2 separate regions of the Homo sapiens genome follow, and region 2 is linked to region 1. Evidence: chromatin loops called from intact Hi-C (ENCODE). Cell type or tissue: B cell. All regions are shown on one strand. Each heading gives the region's core, and the rest is flanking DNA. Links, peaks and the distances in the headings are about the cores only.

Region 1 (8,339 bases), core at 152-8,151:
ACCTCACAAGTCGGGACAACTGTTGGTTTCTGGCACTCACCTGTCAGGCTCGTGATGTATCCTAAGCTGTGCATGAACGGGGCTGCCAGAAAAGTTTTCTTCTTTCTTTAGCAAAGGAAGTTCAGCTAGGCTGACTCAAACTTAATTCCCTGATTAAAATGCTAACATATGTTTGTCTCTTTCCTGAATTCCCTCAACACAGAACAGACTGTAAAAATTAAATGAAAATAAAACACCAACTAGGCATCATTTACCAAGAGACTGCAACATAACATCAGATCTCGCAAAGCAAACAATCTGTAAGAGAATCAGAAATCACATCTATACTGAAAGGGCAAAAGGGAAAAGTAGAGACGACCTCTGAGATGGAGATAGCAGGTATATTCACTGCCACACTATATGGCTCTGTCCTTCATGCTCTAAACACATAACCAAGATTTCTTCCTGAGGACTACTCATTTTCTGCCCAAGTCTCTCACCATCTTTTCCTCCACAAGCCTTCATCTCTCTACGTCTGTTCTGAAAAAATAAAGATGAGCCTCAGGATTCCTGGTTTCACAAAACGGAAGTGGCAGTGCATCATATGAACAGGACGGCCTGTGTTCTAGTGATGGCAGGGCCAGCCCTCTCCCTCTGGCCACACGCCTCATTGTCCCCCTGCTGACACATGAGGATCAAGACTGGCCATGTCTGATATGGATGGGGCCAGTCCTTTCCCTCTAGTCACACGCTTCCCTGGGGACACACCTTTCTCTGTGGCGTCGCCCACGATGATCTTGCCGCCACGCTTGCTGGTCTTCTCCACTGACAAGGCAGTGCTCAGGCCCTGCTCATGCTTCCCCAGACCCTGGCCCTCCCGGAAGCCGTACTTCTGCATGATCTTGTGCGCCACCGTGCCCCTGGCAGGAGAAGAAGGGAAAGGACTCTTAGCCTTGACATCGTCAACTGGAGATAGGTTGCATTTTTCCATCACAACAACCTCCTTCTGGAGAGAGTGCATGCTCCACAGGGGCTTCAACAAAGTCACTCATTAACTAGGAGTGGGCTATTAGATGGAAGCTGTGGGGATGTGCAGCATGAAAGAAATAGAAAAAGCTATGAATAAAATCCAGAACATCCTGTTGTCTTGGAGGGGAAATGTCAGTTTCTCTGGTGGAGTCTCCTCAGTGCCCTGCTAGGAAACACAAGACCTTTTGTGTGCTCCGGACCTGCACTGCCACATAGCTTATGACCACAGTTTATTAAAAAGTGGCTATCAAAAAGTAAGTATGAAGTTTCGTACAATGAAGATGATCCCATTTTCCTAAATAGCACAGGAGAGTTTCCAATGACAGACTATACAAATGAAAGAACCCTTAGAGATCACCTATTTAACAAATGAGAAATAAACGGAGGCCAAGATTAGCTGACTAGCTTAAGGGGTGGACTTAGAAGTAATGCAAGACGCCATATTAGAAATTATTTGTACAGGCTGGGTGCAGTTGATCACACTTATAATCCCAGCACTTTGGGAAGCCGAGGCGGGTGGATCACCTGAGGTCAGGAGTTCAAGACCAGCCTGGCCAACATGGTGAAACCTCATCTCTACTAAAAATGTAAAAATTAGCTGGGCATGATGGTGTGCACCTGTAGTCCCAGCTACTTGGCAGGCTGAGGCAGGAGAACTGCTTGAACCTGGGAGGCAGAGGTTGCAGTGAGGCGAGATCGCACCACTGCACTCCAGCCTGGGCGACAGAGCGAGACTCCATCTCAGAAAACAAATAAATTATTTGTACAGCTGTTAATGGTAGAGCTGAAACTGGACCCCACAACTCTCAGTCACTGCTTTCTGTAACAACCAAATGGCTCTCACACTGCGCTCTGAGGCGCAGCATGGGTCTGAAGGGCACCCCAACCCCATGACCACTGCTGCTTAGGGCTTAAGCCACAAAATCCCGCTTCAACTGGAACTGCACCTACATTACTTCTTGTATTTAATTCCCTTAACATTTTCATTTGAACAAGCTATTCTAGGGCTAAAAAGACCAGAAACTGCTGAATGGTACCATCTTGCATCTTTCCTAAGCACAAGTTAAAGATGTAATTCCTGGTTAAAAGCAAATTCGCTAAAAAGTCAGTTTTTATCATAAACAGGGAAAACAAAACAAAACAAAACAAAACCAGCTTCATGTCTGTCCAACCCTCCAGTACACAAAGCTTCCTGCAGCCACGGCCATGTCCTATGTCTGCACCATCCAACATCGTCACCACTTGCATGTGGTCACTGAGCACTTGAAAGGAGACTAGTGAGTTTCAACCCCACTCACTGTCTCACCGGCTGCATTTCTGCTACAGGCAGCAGCCAGCAGATGCAACACAGCACAGAACAAAGCCTTCATGTGATACTGCTTCATGGGACAGCCGTCTCACAGGATCAAAGTCAACAACACAGAATATCCTCTTAACCAAAATGTTTGCCAAGCCCAGCACAGTTTAAAAAAATCCCCAAGCCCCACCTGAGCGTCAGCCTTACAGTCAAATTTTATATGCTGGCAAACATGTCAACTTGTAGTTAGAATGACCCCGAGTTTTTTAGACCAAAGGTTTAGAACCATGACCTGAAAGCAAATGGCCCACTTTATCAGGAAAAAAAAGGTATCACCTGCCCTTTGGAGACAGTAAGTCAGCTCTGATTCATATGAGCTATTTTATTTGCAAACGTTATGAAGGCAAATGTAAACATTAATCAGGTTCTGTGCCTGTCTAGGAAAATAATGTTCAACATCAAAATGAGTCAAAACTTCTACTGGGAGGTTGCTGTTTTGAACAAGCCCCATCATTACACTGGAACACGCTCCACACGATTGAGGCAGGTACCGTGTGACCTGCACACACCAAGGGTCCTGAATGTCCTCAGTTTCAAACAAGCTGCATCTATTGAAAGGGCTATCAACGCTTCACACTGTCTCTCAAGTCCTTAGATAAGAACATTAAATCATTACCCCATGTTAGCGAGGAAGGAGTTGCTAGGTCCGGTTGGAGATCTCGGTCTGTCTTGTTCCTCGTACACTGGGGGAGGAATGGCTGCTTTGGAAGACTGTGATCGAGGTCTTGAGTCCTCTTCATAAGGAAAATCTCGGGGTACTATTGGAGAAAAATAAAGTAGGCTCACCAAAATACTATAGAAAACACTCTGAAACCTCACTTGTATCAATTATTTATCTTGAACAAATTTAACCTACTTTTTGGTTTACCACAAGGAGAGAAAAACACCAAATCAATTTTACAGCCTTTATACGACTTTTTTTAAAACCACAGAGGGAGGACGCTACTTTCCTGATTCTAACTTTCCTTTTGCTATTTCTATCTCCTCAAACGTCTTTTTTATATCTTACTGAAATGTTATTCACCCTTTAAAATCTTCTTGAATGAATATTCTTGCCGGAAAGATGTTCTGTATGTTCTAAGGAGATACAATCTGGCCATCTTTTGACTCCTGCAGTAACTTGGGTGCACCTGTCTAGACCCCGACCTCACTATCTCATCAGCTCATGGCCCACAAAGGTGTCCGAGGTTAGGGGCTACGCACTGGAGCGGTGGCTTCAACCCTAGTTAGATGAAAGTCAGTAGGACGCTTTAAGACCATCCAGATGCCTGAGCCCCACTCCCAGAGACTAGTTTCAATTGGGGTTTATTGTTTGTCTGTTGTTTTCACATAATAGGTATTTCATAATATCTTAGAAATTATCTTCTTTAAAAGATAAAGAATTCAACAAGTTTTAAAAAGTACTATAAATGAGAATATCTGCTTGGGATAGTTTAAGTATGGTCCAATCCAGAGAATGGGAAAATGACCTAGATGATATTCAGAAGTCCAGTCCCAACCCCCAAATTCTAGAGCAGATCACTGCGAGAAGGAACAGTGGGTGAGGGTGTTTTGGCAACGCAATGACACGCAAACCCACCTGCAGTGAAATGGAACGGGAAGAAAAAATCTAATCAAGGAAGGCATTGCCACCTTGTGGAGGATCATGAATATAACAGCCTCTAAACCTCTGAGTTAAAAAACTGTAACGATCTGCTGTTTTAACTCCAAATGAATCTAACAACAAATAAGAAATGTTAATGAAATCAAAGTGAATTGCATAAAAAAGAGATGGATCCCACTGCATGAAATCCAAGCCTCAGAGCCTGGCGTAGAAAGGTCTCTCTCTGCAGGAGGGCGCTGCATTCTGAGATCCAGGTGCGGCCTCAGGTGACAGAGCCAGGCAGGCTTGCAGGCCGTTTCCCTCTACGCTCAGGAAACCTGGGGGCCCAAGCTGAGATCCCCCATGGTTGGGTTAAAGACCTGTATCAGAATAAAAGAGGAAGAAACAGATCTACTTACACTCTTTGTCTTTCTCTACCAGAGAAGTGGGTGGGGCAATGGCAGCTCCGCCCATACCTGCAAAACCACAAATCCAAGCATTAAAGGAGGTTTCCGATGCCAGACTCCCAAACGACTATGACACACCATATATCTATCACCCACCCCCCTAAGAAAAAACTAAAAAAGGAGGACCTGCTACTTCAGATGACCTCCTGCTACATATGAACAAACCTCTGATGCTAGGATTTAAAATGTAGAAAAGTGGCAACACTCCCTCAGATATGCAAAATTGTTCCTTCATAAAAGGAACTCAAGAGCCCCACAATGTAGTCTGCAAATGAATTTTAAGGCAAAACAATACAACCAAGAGAACCAGCAGTTACTTAAAAAGAGAGTAATGTAACTATTTACCGAGAGCAATACCCATTAGGCCCTTTATACACATGGCCTCGTTCAGGCTTCACAGACCTCTGAAGTAGATATTACTGCATCCAGTTTACAAATAAGAGAATGATCAGAGGGGAGTGAATCAACAGAAAGGGAGTAAACCCAGCTCCCTGCGTTGCCATATCTCCCCCACCACACAGCACGCTCCTTTTCCAGTGTGCAAACCACTGGAACTAAACACATATTTGAAAGCGTGGGTCCTTCTGGCTCCTGAAGAAACTGCTGCGTGTTGTCACTATTCCTGGTGTATTTCCTGGACAACGAATGGTGAACACAAACAAACCAAAAGAGATAAGACAGATCTTTTTATCTGGTATCCGACAACTGGAAGGAGAACATCAGTGGAGACCACAAGGAATTTTGCATTAGGCATAAGTCCTAACATATATGGATTACGTATACATAATATTACATAATACATATGTATTATGGCTTAATCAACAATGAAATAAAAACAAAATGTAAAACTTTAAAAATTGATTACAAAGTCATGCTGCATCAGCACAAAATGTTTGACAAAAGAAATTATTCTGGCTGGACGCAGTGGTTCACTCCTGTAATCCCAGCACTTTGAGAGGCTGAGGCAGGCAAATCACTTGAGGCTAGGAGTTTGAGACCAGCCTGATCAACATGGTGAAACCCCATCTCTACTAAAAATGCAAAAATCAGCTGGGCATGGTGGCACACACCTGTAATCCCAGCTACTTGGGAGGCTGAGGCAGAAGAATCATTTGAAACTAGGAGATGGAGGTTGCAGTGAGCCGAGATGGCGCCACTGCACTCCAGCCTGGGCAACAGAGCAAGAGTGTCTCCAAAAAAAAAAAAAAAAAAAAAGAGGCCGGGTGCAGTGGCTCATACCTGTAATCCCAGGACTTTGGGAGGCTGAGGTGGGTGGATCACTTGACGTCAGGAGTTTGAGACCAGCCTGGCAAACATGGTGAAACCCTGTCTCTACTAAAAATGTAAAAATTAGATGGGCGTGGTAGCGCACACCTGTAATCCCAGCTACTCTGGAGGCCGAGGCAAGAGAATTGCTAGAACCCAGGAGGTTGCAGGTTGTGGTGAGCCGAGATTGCACCACTGCACTCCTGCCTGGGCAACAGAGTGATTCCATCTCAAAAATAAATAAATTCATTCTTCTAAAGAATTATTCTAGAAATTATTCTAAAGCCAGTGTCCATGCATTTTGATTAACAGGACTGGATGATATAAAATCCTCAAGGAGAAATATGAACCTGAGTAAAACCTTCTTCTATTTCCTTTGAAATACTTCCATGATCATTTTACTAACCTTGTCACTAGGACCTAGAGTGATTACTGATTCTGAAAAGCAGATTAGCTCTAATAAGTTCAGTTAAAAAAATTCAGGGTGATTACTGGAAATCTGCTACTAATCACATTAAAATAAGAACATCAATCTGTCAACAACTATACATATGATGGGCATGCCACTACCTCCCTATCATGAGCTACAAGGTCAAACAAAGTCTTCTCATTCAAAGCTATCTAGTTCCTGCTGGTGTTTAAGAAAAAAAAACAAATGTCCTTAGTATGGAAAGCATGCCTCCTTATTAAAAAGGGCAGTCAATTTATAAGCTGGAAAAATGAGACCTACAAATATTCAACCTATATACTGAATTCCAAAAGAAGTTAATAAAAACCAAACATTTGGGGATTAACTAAGATAGCGGATATGAAATGTGTCACAATGCCCAAAACAGACACACTCAATGTTAACTATGCTTCCCCCCTAAGAGAAACAACAGAGTGGATTCAGCATCGGCCAACTGGACTGTGCTGCAGGTAAAGACAGTGCAGGAATAGATTTTAAGCTAGTCCCAAAGTATCCAATAAATAAATGTTAGAAAGTGGTTGTGAAGCTCAAAGGAAAATACATATGAAAACCCAATATAAATTAAAACTGTGACGCAAATGTGTATTGCTGGGATTCCAGAAAGAAAATTACCCAAATCAATGTCAAATGAACTATTTATCAAACTGAAAAGAAAAAGCACATAGTGGAATTGCACTTCCAGTATTTATATATGTTTAAGACATATTTGTTCATGCCTTACTTCTTTTCCTCCTCTCTCGCTCATAATCTTCATCTTCATCAGAATCTGGATCTGGTCTCCTTGCAAACCCACTTGCTTCATGTCTGTCTTTACGCCTTCTGTGATAACAAAGGAAATAAATGTTCATCACAGATGAACCAATTTAGAGACCTGAACCTGGGATGACTTCCTCTTGACCAGAAGATATCCAAATCCTGTCACAATCAACTATGAAGTTGCAGGGGTAGAGGGGGTAGGAAGCATAACTGGTAAAAGACTAAAGTAGATAAAAGTATGAAAAGTGAGAAAAATTCAAGAGATAAATTGAACCAATAAGTATACGAGAGCAACCAGCATGAAAAAAAAGGTTCCTTGACATTGACCTCTTCCAATGTTAAAGCCTATCAACATAGTAATAGTTCAATCATTTCAATAGTCTATAACACTTTCACTCATGAAATGATTCAATAAATGGGAAACAGTATATTAATATTTAATACATGTTAACTATTTGATAATACTAAATATTTTTAAAAAGAACTACAAATACATCCTACTACTCGTACTTTGCAAAAACATAAATAAAAGCTGCATATGAATTTTTAAAAATTCCACCTGGCTCAAAAATAGTAAAGTTAAGAAGAATATTTCAAGTACTTTAAATAGCTGTGATTTTACAAGTTGAGAATCCCTTATTCCAAATGCCTGGGACCAGAAGTGTTTCAAATTTTGGAATATTTGCATTACAATTACCAGTTCAGCATCCCTAAGCCAAAATCCCCCAATGCACATTTCCTTTGAGCGGCATGTTGGCATTCAAAAGATTTTGGAGCATTTCAGATTTCGGATTTTTGAATAAGGGATAGTCAACCTATAGCAGAGTATCAGCATAGAAAAAAATTTTCAACATCAGGTTTATAAGTTATTTTTCTAACAACTCACTCAAAATATACACTTTAGGTCTTCAGTCTACAGGTGAAGTTTGCTGTGATTCTGAGATGTAACAGGTACAAATCGTAAAACAGTTTGATTCCTTGTAGTGACTGCTCAGATCACCCATGACAATTAACTTCAGCCTTACAGACAGCAGCGACGCTCATTCGTTAACATTTTAATGAACATTTCAACTGTAAAATATCCCCAAATCCAAAGGAAGCCTTACTTTTCCCTTTCTTCTATTTCCTTTTGTCTTTCCAGCTCCCGCTGTCTCTGTCGTTCCTCTCTTTGGCGCTTCACTACTTTCTCATAATCATTAGGAAACATAGGGTCATATTCGTCAGCTAAGGGAATCAGAACTTCCCCTGCAGAAAACCCACTGGGAACAGGATCCTGAGGAAGGTAAAAACAGCAGTAAGAATCCTCTTTATATCTTACCAGTTTACTCACAGGATTCAGGTCAAAGCGTATGGGAGATAAAAGGACTCTGAACATCATCTAGCCCCTTCCTCTGTTTTAAAGACAAAGAAAACAAATACCAGACAAGGCCACGT
Region 2 (8,339 bases), core at 58-8,057, 570 kb before region 1:
CTACAACTTTGGCAACATGAAGAGATAAAAACGATACTACTCACCAAAATGCAAATTCTGACCCATTGAATAATAAACTGATTAATAAGGCCATCCCTGAGAAGAATGTCTTTTGTTCATATAGCTCAGAATAAATTGTTGCATGGTAACAATGGAACCAGCCAGTTCATTGCACTTCCCTCCCATAGACTGAGAATGAAGCTTTCTTGTTACTAGATTACATTTTTGAAGAAAGAAATATATATATATAATACTGCCCTTTAGAAGGAAAGCATAATTTCCATTCCAAACATTGGTTTTGGGTGGCAGACACACACACTCATTAGGACAATTCTCTGTGGCATAATCAACATTGCTGTTGAATGTATTTCTGATGGAAAAAAAATCCCAAAAATACACTTGAACTTGTATAATCTCTGAAAAATTATACCTTTCTTTAATGTTTTACCCCCAAAATTTCTTTTGTAGTTAATGCCCATGATGAATCAAATAATGAACCAATGAGTTAGCCTAAACACAAAAGGGCCAGAAAAAGAAAAAAAAAAAGAACTATGCTAATAAAAAAGATCAGAATATGCCACCCTTAAATATGCCACTTTGACATAAAAATTATTTGAGCTGAAGGCACTAGAGAAACAGCAGATACAGGAAGAATTCTCTGGCCTTCCTCTTTCTGCCTGAAAAACAGGGAATACATTTTTATTTGTAAAGGCGTCTCCCTCTCCTGTACCAGGAAGAGGAGAATGACTCTTAATCATGCAACATAACGCTTATCACTAGAGACTTGCGTTTGAATTAAAAAAAAAAACTTACTAAATAACCCTTGTCTATATATAATATATATTTTATATATATATAATTTTTTCCACAATTTATCACACCTAGAAACCCCTTTTCTTTTGTCACTTCTTCACAATGTATCACCCTTTGTTAAAATAGTATATAAGCTCTCAAACTTAACCATTTCTTTGGGATTTCACTTCTTTTCTGCAAAGCTGCCACATGCATTTGAAATAAAATGTTTTTTCCTGTTACTCTGTATTTTATCAGTTTGATTTGCAAGCTCCAGTTACAGAACCTAAGGTGATAGAAAGAAGTTCCCCTAGATTGGCAACATCATGACTATCCAATAAATGTTTGTAGAAAGATGCCAACAGCCTTTAGGTACTCCCAAAGGATCAGATAATTATTAGATCTAGGAGGTGGGGTCGGGAGTGGAGTATCTCGAGACCATGCCAAACTTCTCTTTACCAATGAAGAAACAGGGACTGGGAGTCTTATTTGTGACACACAGCCCAAGCACTCACCGCGAATTTACATTTAAGTTACCAATTAGAGGTATGTTTGCAAAATGAGTCTTCTGACTGCATTGCAGAATCCTTTCTGCTATTCCCTGGTGCCTCTCAACTCACACAACCAGAGAAACCCAGTTTAACCTTTTTTATTTGTGTCTGTTTTTAACACATGTATGTTATTCTTATTTGATTACCAGTGTGATAGAAAATATCCATAGAATCCTGAGATGAGTTGGGCAGATAATAAATCTCGACTTGCTGGACGCTTAGACTTGGAGGACTTCCTTTGAACACAGAAGTACGTCCTGCCATTTGAAGATTTGAAGATGCATGTGAAAATGAGATTTTTTGAGGTTTTGTTTCCCAGGCAACTGCTCTCAATTCAAGATTGGATGTGAGCATTAGAATCCCCCCAGAGGTACTCTCCCCCTCCCACCCTCATCCTCTTTACTGCAATGAAGCTGTAGACTCAGAGGACCCAGCGTTCTAGCCTCCTTTGGAGACTGAAAGCAGATGCAGAGAAGGTTAAGAAATGATGCGAAATTCGTAAGCATAAAATGCCTGCAGGCAAGCAAAGCATTCTAAAAACATTCAGTGCCGAGAAAAGGCACGTGTTGACCAACGTATGGGGAGGCTAGAAAAGATGGGAAAAGAAGCCATTCTGTCATCGGTCATAACCTTCCAATATCATTTTATCTCAGCAGATAATGGAACAGGGAAAGCCAGGTTTTTCAAAGCCATAAAGTAAAGCTTTAGTAGCTGAATGACAACTAAATTGCTGTCGGGGTGGTTTAGCACAAAACAAGCCACTACTGTTCTCTGTTAAAACAGTTCCTGAGATTTGCAAGCCAAGGAATCCAAAATCACCCAAGCAGTCAACATGACTTAAAGATTTTCCAGTAGTTTCAGGGCCCATTAAATTTATGTAATATCTACAATATCAACTATGAAAAAAATGTTTTGTATTCATGGATAAAATGTAAGTGGCTACTTCTCCAGAAAAGAGTATATGTCTTTTCTACCAGAAACTTCAGCTTTTTGAAGCAATGGAGAGTTTCACAGTGGGGGGGTCTGGCGGCATGGGACATCTTAAACTGGTTATTTCAAAGGTATTTTTTTCTTTCTCAATGTGATCATGGCACTAGACTTTAGATATAAATCATAAGAAGCACATGTCGAATTTGACATTGGTAAACAAAAGTAACCATTGAGCCCCTAGGAGTTAGAACATTTTCTTGGCAGGTTAAAGGTAAAAATGTGTTCTTTAAAAGAAAGATCCAGATGAAAGTATTTGTCATTAAACTTTCACTATTTCTCTCTCTCTCCACACACACACACACACACACACAGTTATCGATCTATCGCTTCTTCTATCAAGTGTATTTCTGAGAAATAGTCTAAGAATATCTAGCTTAGCAATTCTTTTCAGTAATGAAGCTTGTGTAGAAGAAGAGGTATGTGTGATGTGAATTCTAGACTATTCTAGAAGACTATGAGCTTTTTTCTGAATTTCAAGAAATCTTGCTATCTTTTCTTGATGAAATTAACCTATATACCACTACCCTGTATTTTCTGTGGAGCTAAGATAATAAGGTCCTCAAGTTTTCATTTCCCAATAATTTTTCTAATTTCTTTTGTTTCATTTTGATGCCAGGACCCACGAGACTGAGAGAATTAGCTATTGAACTTTTCAGAGAGCTCAGTTGTTTTTGTTTTTGCTCAAGTTGTTTTCCCCCATCACCTAGAAGGCATTTAGACCATCCCTTCCCCTCAGCTATGCCCACATTTCTGACTCTCTAAACAGGTGGATATTCCAGAAGTGTAAACCCGTCTTAATGGCCCAATAATTCTCTAGATGTGTGGACGCAGAGGGAACAGAGAAGGGTCATATGCTTCCTAAATTCAGGACTAGCCATGTGACTTTTCCTTATGGTGTCTTGATTTGATTATATAAATAAAACAAGCGGAAAATCCAGAAAGCTTTTCTCCAAGCCACACTTTCATAGTGTAAATATCAGGCCTTAAGCAGAATGAGATGCTCACAAAATGTCAGATCTATTTATGGGAGGAGTTTTTAGGGTAAATAGAGCAAAATGAACACTCAGATGACTGGCAAGGAAATAAAGCATTGTAGGACCTACATAGTTCAGATGGCACTTTAAGTGGCCAGGAGATGGTGCCAATTTGCCAAACATTTAAGTGGTTATAATTTCAGGCTGTGAAAAATAATATCTTCTCTTTTAACTCAAGAGGGCCAGTACTTTTATGGTGTTTATTATACCCAAGGGACAACTAATTTCATAAAACCTAAGGTAGGAATGAAGAAAAGACAAAAAAAAAGTCAAGAAAAGAAAGAAAACAAGAAAACAAAGAATGAAAAGGAAAATAAATAAGATAAAGAGTATAAAATGTGGAAAAATAAAATATAAAGAAATGTAAGGATGAAAGAGAGGATAATTGTAAAGTTGCCTCTGAAATCTGAAAGAGCGTGATCCCCTATCTGTGCAGAACAGAGTTGAAGAAACAGAACAATTGTGACTAATTCTTATTATGATTATGCACATTCAAAATGCCGAAGATAAAAACTACATAATTTCAAACACTTTTTCTGTTTCAGAGTTTTGCTGAAAGTTCCTTAGGCATTTGTGTCTATGAGCAATTCCAAAATTCTATGTTGCAATATAATAAGCTCAGAATTTTGTATATGGCAGGGGTGTTAGGAAAGATTTGATCTGAACTCCTCATTGTGCAGATAAAGAAACTAAGGAAGATTTTCCCAGGTCCAGAAGCTTGTTTTCCCTTCATTTCCATGCAACAGGAACAAAGGAGAATGTGGGCAGATAAAGAAACTAAGGAAGATTTTCCCAGGTCCAAAAGCCTGTTTTCCCTTCATTTCAACGCAACGGGAACAAATGAGAGTGTGGTAATGGAGCCAGAAGGGGGCGCATGATGATCGCTGATGACGAATTTTGACGGTGCAATCTGGATGTTAATTTCGCTGACCTTGAAGTCAGGGTGGCCTACTTGCAGCATTGTTCTATATAACTTCAGCCTCAAATTGAAAACCATACATATTTCGTGGTAGGCATCTTGCTTTTAGAAATTTGATGTAGGGAGGGACAACTTCATGGATTTCTAAAGCAAGGTTTGTTTTACAGGCCCAATTTCTTCCTTTCCCAAGCCAACTAATCAAACATGCTTTTGAATGTATTTGCTGGATTCCAAAATATTTCAGACACTTATTTATAAAGGAATGATTTTAAAATAGGATCCAATTTTTGTTCTGTAAATGTTTAAACTGAATATTTCCTAAGACCATCGGCTTGTTTTCAATGAATTTTTTTGCAAAGGGAATGTTTAAAGTGTTTTTAAAACCTCAGAGTTAAATCATTTTCAAAACTTGTTTCCTGGGAAAGTTTTATTTGTTAGTACCCAAAGTTTTTCTACACATTGCATAAGCTGACCAATTCTTCTCCACATATACCAGGCTAAGAGAAGTGAATAAAAAGGCCATCACAGTGTCCATTTTTTCCATGACAAAAATAACACATGCTCAAAAAAGTTTAAAAATGTAGAACTATAAAAATTAGAAAAATGTTCTTTATAACAATCACTATCAACATTTAGCTATATTTTCTTTAGGGGCCTTTTTAAAAAAACAATTCTCCAACCTCCACTGTTTGTCTAAAATTGTCATAAAAGAATTTTATTATTATTATTACACTTTAAGTTCTAGGGTACGTGTGCGCAAGGTGCAGGCTTGTTACATATGTATACATGTGCCATGTTGGTGTGCTGCACCCATTAACTCGTCATTTACATTAGATATATCTCCTAATGCTATCCCTCCCCATTTCCCCCACCCCACGACAGGCCCCGATGTGTGACGTTCCCTACCCTGTGTCCAAGTGTTCTCATTGTTCAATTCCCACCTAAGAGTGAGAATATGTGGTGTTTGGTTTTCTGTCCTTGCAATAGTTTGCTCAGAATGATGGTTTCTAGCTTCATCCATGTCTCTACAAAGGACATGAACTCATCCTTTTTTATGGCTGCATAGTATTCCATGGTGTATATGTGCCACATTTTCTTAATCCAGTCTATCATTGATGGACATTTGGGTTGGTTCCAAGTCTTTGCTATTGTGAATAGTGCCACTATAAACATACGTGTGTATGTGTTTTTATAGCAGCATGATTTATAATCCTTTGGGTATATGCCCAGTAATCAGATGGCTGTCAAATGGTATTTCTAGTTCTAGATCCTTGAGGAATCGCCACACTGTCCTCCACAATGGTTGAACTAGTTTACAGTCCCACCAACAGTGTAAAAGTGTTCCTATTTCTCCACATCCTCTCCTGCACCTGTTGTTTCCTGAATTTTTAATGATGGCCATTCTAACTGGTATGAGATGGTATCTCATTGTGGTTTTGATTTGCATTTCTCTGATGGCCAGTGATGATGAGCATTTTTTCTTGTGTCTGTTGGCTGCATAAATGTCTTCTTTTAAGAAGTGTCTGTTCATATCCTTTGCCCACTTTTTGATGGGGTTCTTTGATTTTTTTTCTTGTAAATTTGTTTAAGTTATTTGTAGATTCTGGATATTAGCCATTTGTCAGATGGGTAGATTGTAAAAATTGTCTCCCATTCTGTAGGTTTCCTGTTCACTCTGATGGAAGTTTCTTTTGCTGTGCAGAAGCTCTTTAGTTGAATTAGATCCCATTTGTCAATTTTGGCTTTTGTTGCCATTGCTTTTGGTGTTTTAGTCATGAAGTCCTTGCCCATGCCTATGTCCTGAATGGTATTGCCTAGGTTTTCTTCTAGGGTTTTTATGGTTTTAGGTCTAACGTTTAAGTCTGTAATCCATCTCGAATTAATTTTTGTATAAGGTGTAAGGAAGGGATCCAGTTTCAGCTTTCTGCATATGGCTAGCCAGTTTTCCCAGCACCCATAAAAGAATTTTAAAACAGAACTGTAGGACAAAATGTTAATCAGTGGGAGGTACTTGTGTTATCTGGAACAACATCTCAAATTTCTACTGCTTCAGTGTCTTTAAATACTACCACTGGCTTACCTAGTATCTGTGGTGTTTTAGCACTTTTTGTCTCAAGCTCCTTACGATAGATTTTTAAAATGAGTTTGTTTCTTGAACAATGAGAACACATGGACACAAGGAGGAGAACATCACACACTGAGGCCTGTCAGGGGTTGGGGGGCAAGGGGAGGGAGAGCATTAGGACAAATACCTAATGCATGCGGGGCTTAAAACCTACGTGATGGGTTGATGGGTGCAGCAAACCACCATGGCACAAGTTTACCTATGTAACCTGCACGTTCTGCAGGTGTACCCCAGAATTTAAAATCAAATAAAATTAAAATAAGTAAAATAAAATAAAAAAAGAGTGTGTTTCTGTCCATAAAATCGTTTCCTTTTATCCAGTCTCTTCTTTTTTTCCTTACTGTGAGACTTGATTCTCTGAGATGGCGGACCTTTCAGAGCACCACTTCGGAAACTGGCCTCGCTCTTTAAGAAGTCAAATAACCTACATGAAGTGGCTCGAACGGAATTGAGAATTAAAAAGCAGAATGGTTTACCATAAACTAAGAGGCACAGATTAATTCATAAAGCTGAAAATATTCTTAGACAGACTGTTAACTGCCATATAAGAAGGATGTTGTTAATTTAATGTAACAAAAGGGTGCCATAGAAAGGATGCATTTTATAAATCAGGTCACCCCTACAGGGTGGTCACACCTACACGTCATTTTAGGAAAAGAACAGTCAGGCCATGACTCACCCAGGAAGACGGTCAGCGTGATGGTGAAGAGGGACGGTAAGAAGAACCCCTATCCAGGAGTGGGGAATAAAACAACTAGGATGATTTGGAAATGGAGAAAACTCCATGGAGGCTGCTCCAGGAGACCTCAGCTGTCTGAAGGCCAGGCACACTAAAGGAATGCACAGCTTTTTCTGTGAGGCTCCAGAAGTCAGAGGCGGAACCCATGCATGGATTCATCAAGAGGCTAGAAATCAGCTCTCTAAACAGAACAATTCACTTGTTTTTGGAACAAGCCTTTAAATGGAACAAGCCTCAGGTATGTTGTCATCTAAGTTCTGATTCTACCTCGACCACACATACCATTTGCCTCAATATGTCAACCAAGCAAGGTAAGAATTATACGTATTTCAAGACAAAAATCTTGATAAAGTCACCATTTGTTTCAGAAATATGTTTTTGTTTCTATTGAAATACAATTCAGTACAATTCAATTCAATTTAGAACAATTCTCTAAAATGCACTTGTTTCTAAATATTGAGATTTCTTAAAAGGTAATGATGTGTCTTGCACAGGTTTCCATGCTAAGCAGCCATCCAGCTTGGGTGTTCTACAGAGAGTTTCTATGTGAGGTTGTGGGTTCCAGGAGTTGCCCTGTTATCTCTCTAAGGTCCTCGTCAACTCTAAAACTCAAGGATTATGTGATGTTGCTGGGACAATTTCTACACTGAGAGGGAGTTTAAACTATATACCAGATGAATCTTGATTCCCTCCATCCCCTAAATTCTTTGTTGTTGTTGTTGGACAGTACACCAGGAATCATACATCAGAGTTTCACCTTTTTTTTAAGTCCCATAGACACATCTCTTAATCAAGAGATGTGGTCTATACAGAATGATCCATTTTGTAGTAAGAATAAGTCCACAAACCAATGAGTAGACTTGCCCCCAAGAGCCTACTAGTAAAAACTATAAAGCATATTGCTGCAGTTTTGCGCTAATAAGCATTGCAAAGCACTGAGATTTTCTAATTTTCTAGTTCCTGTTTTTTATGACGACATCTGTGGACCTAAACTTGGCACTCAGCATAGCACATCTGTGCCAGAAATTGCAAAGGTAGACAAGAGCAGAAAAGGAAGTGGATGTTGTTCAGGAATAACGAATAGAAAAAAAGAAGGGAGATGGGGTTTTTGTTTGTTTCTGTTTTGTTTTTATAATTCACTTTTTACAGACAGAAACAAAACAGAAAATACCCACCATAAGATCCTGTG

The links. A loop is a pair of places that touch in the nucleus more often than their neighbours do. Peaks named below come from ENCODE experiments on the same cell type or tissue, not always from the same donor. Only the 100,000 strongest peaks of a DNase experiment are listed, where the experiment ranks them.
Region 2: it touches region 1 in a loop (19-fold over the local background); 9 of 110 quality-filtered maps call a loop at or near these places.

What each region holds. Positions count from the first base shown.
Region 1 is chr10:6,104,770-6,113,108 of GRCh38, reverse strand. It overlaps RBM17 (RNA binding motif protein 17), which reads right to left. Exons shown (of 12, transcript NM_032905.5): 4 at 8,012-8,178; 5 at 6,871-6,968; 6 at 4,367-4,423; 7 at 2,982-3,123; 8 at 748-899. Among named protein-coding and RNA genes, the nearest start is that of RBM17, 20 kb to the right of the region's middle. RefSeq lists an enhancer at 4,604-5,299. In B cell, for the core only: CTCF peaks have their summits at 3,804 and 4,003 (motif pointing left); a DNase peak (open chromatin) is centred at 3,968.
Region 2 is chr10:6,674,281-6,682,619 of GRCh38, reverse strand. No RefSeq gene overlaps it. Among named protein-coding and RNA genes, the nearest start is that of LINP1, 59 kb to the left of the region's middle. RefSeq lists a silencer at 4,171-4,329 and an enhancer at 3,989-4,490. In B cell, for the core only: CTCF peaks have their summits at 4,030 and 4,231 (motif pointing right); a DNase peak (open chromatin) is centred at 4,249; H3K27me3 peaks cover 1,315 bases.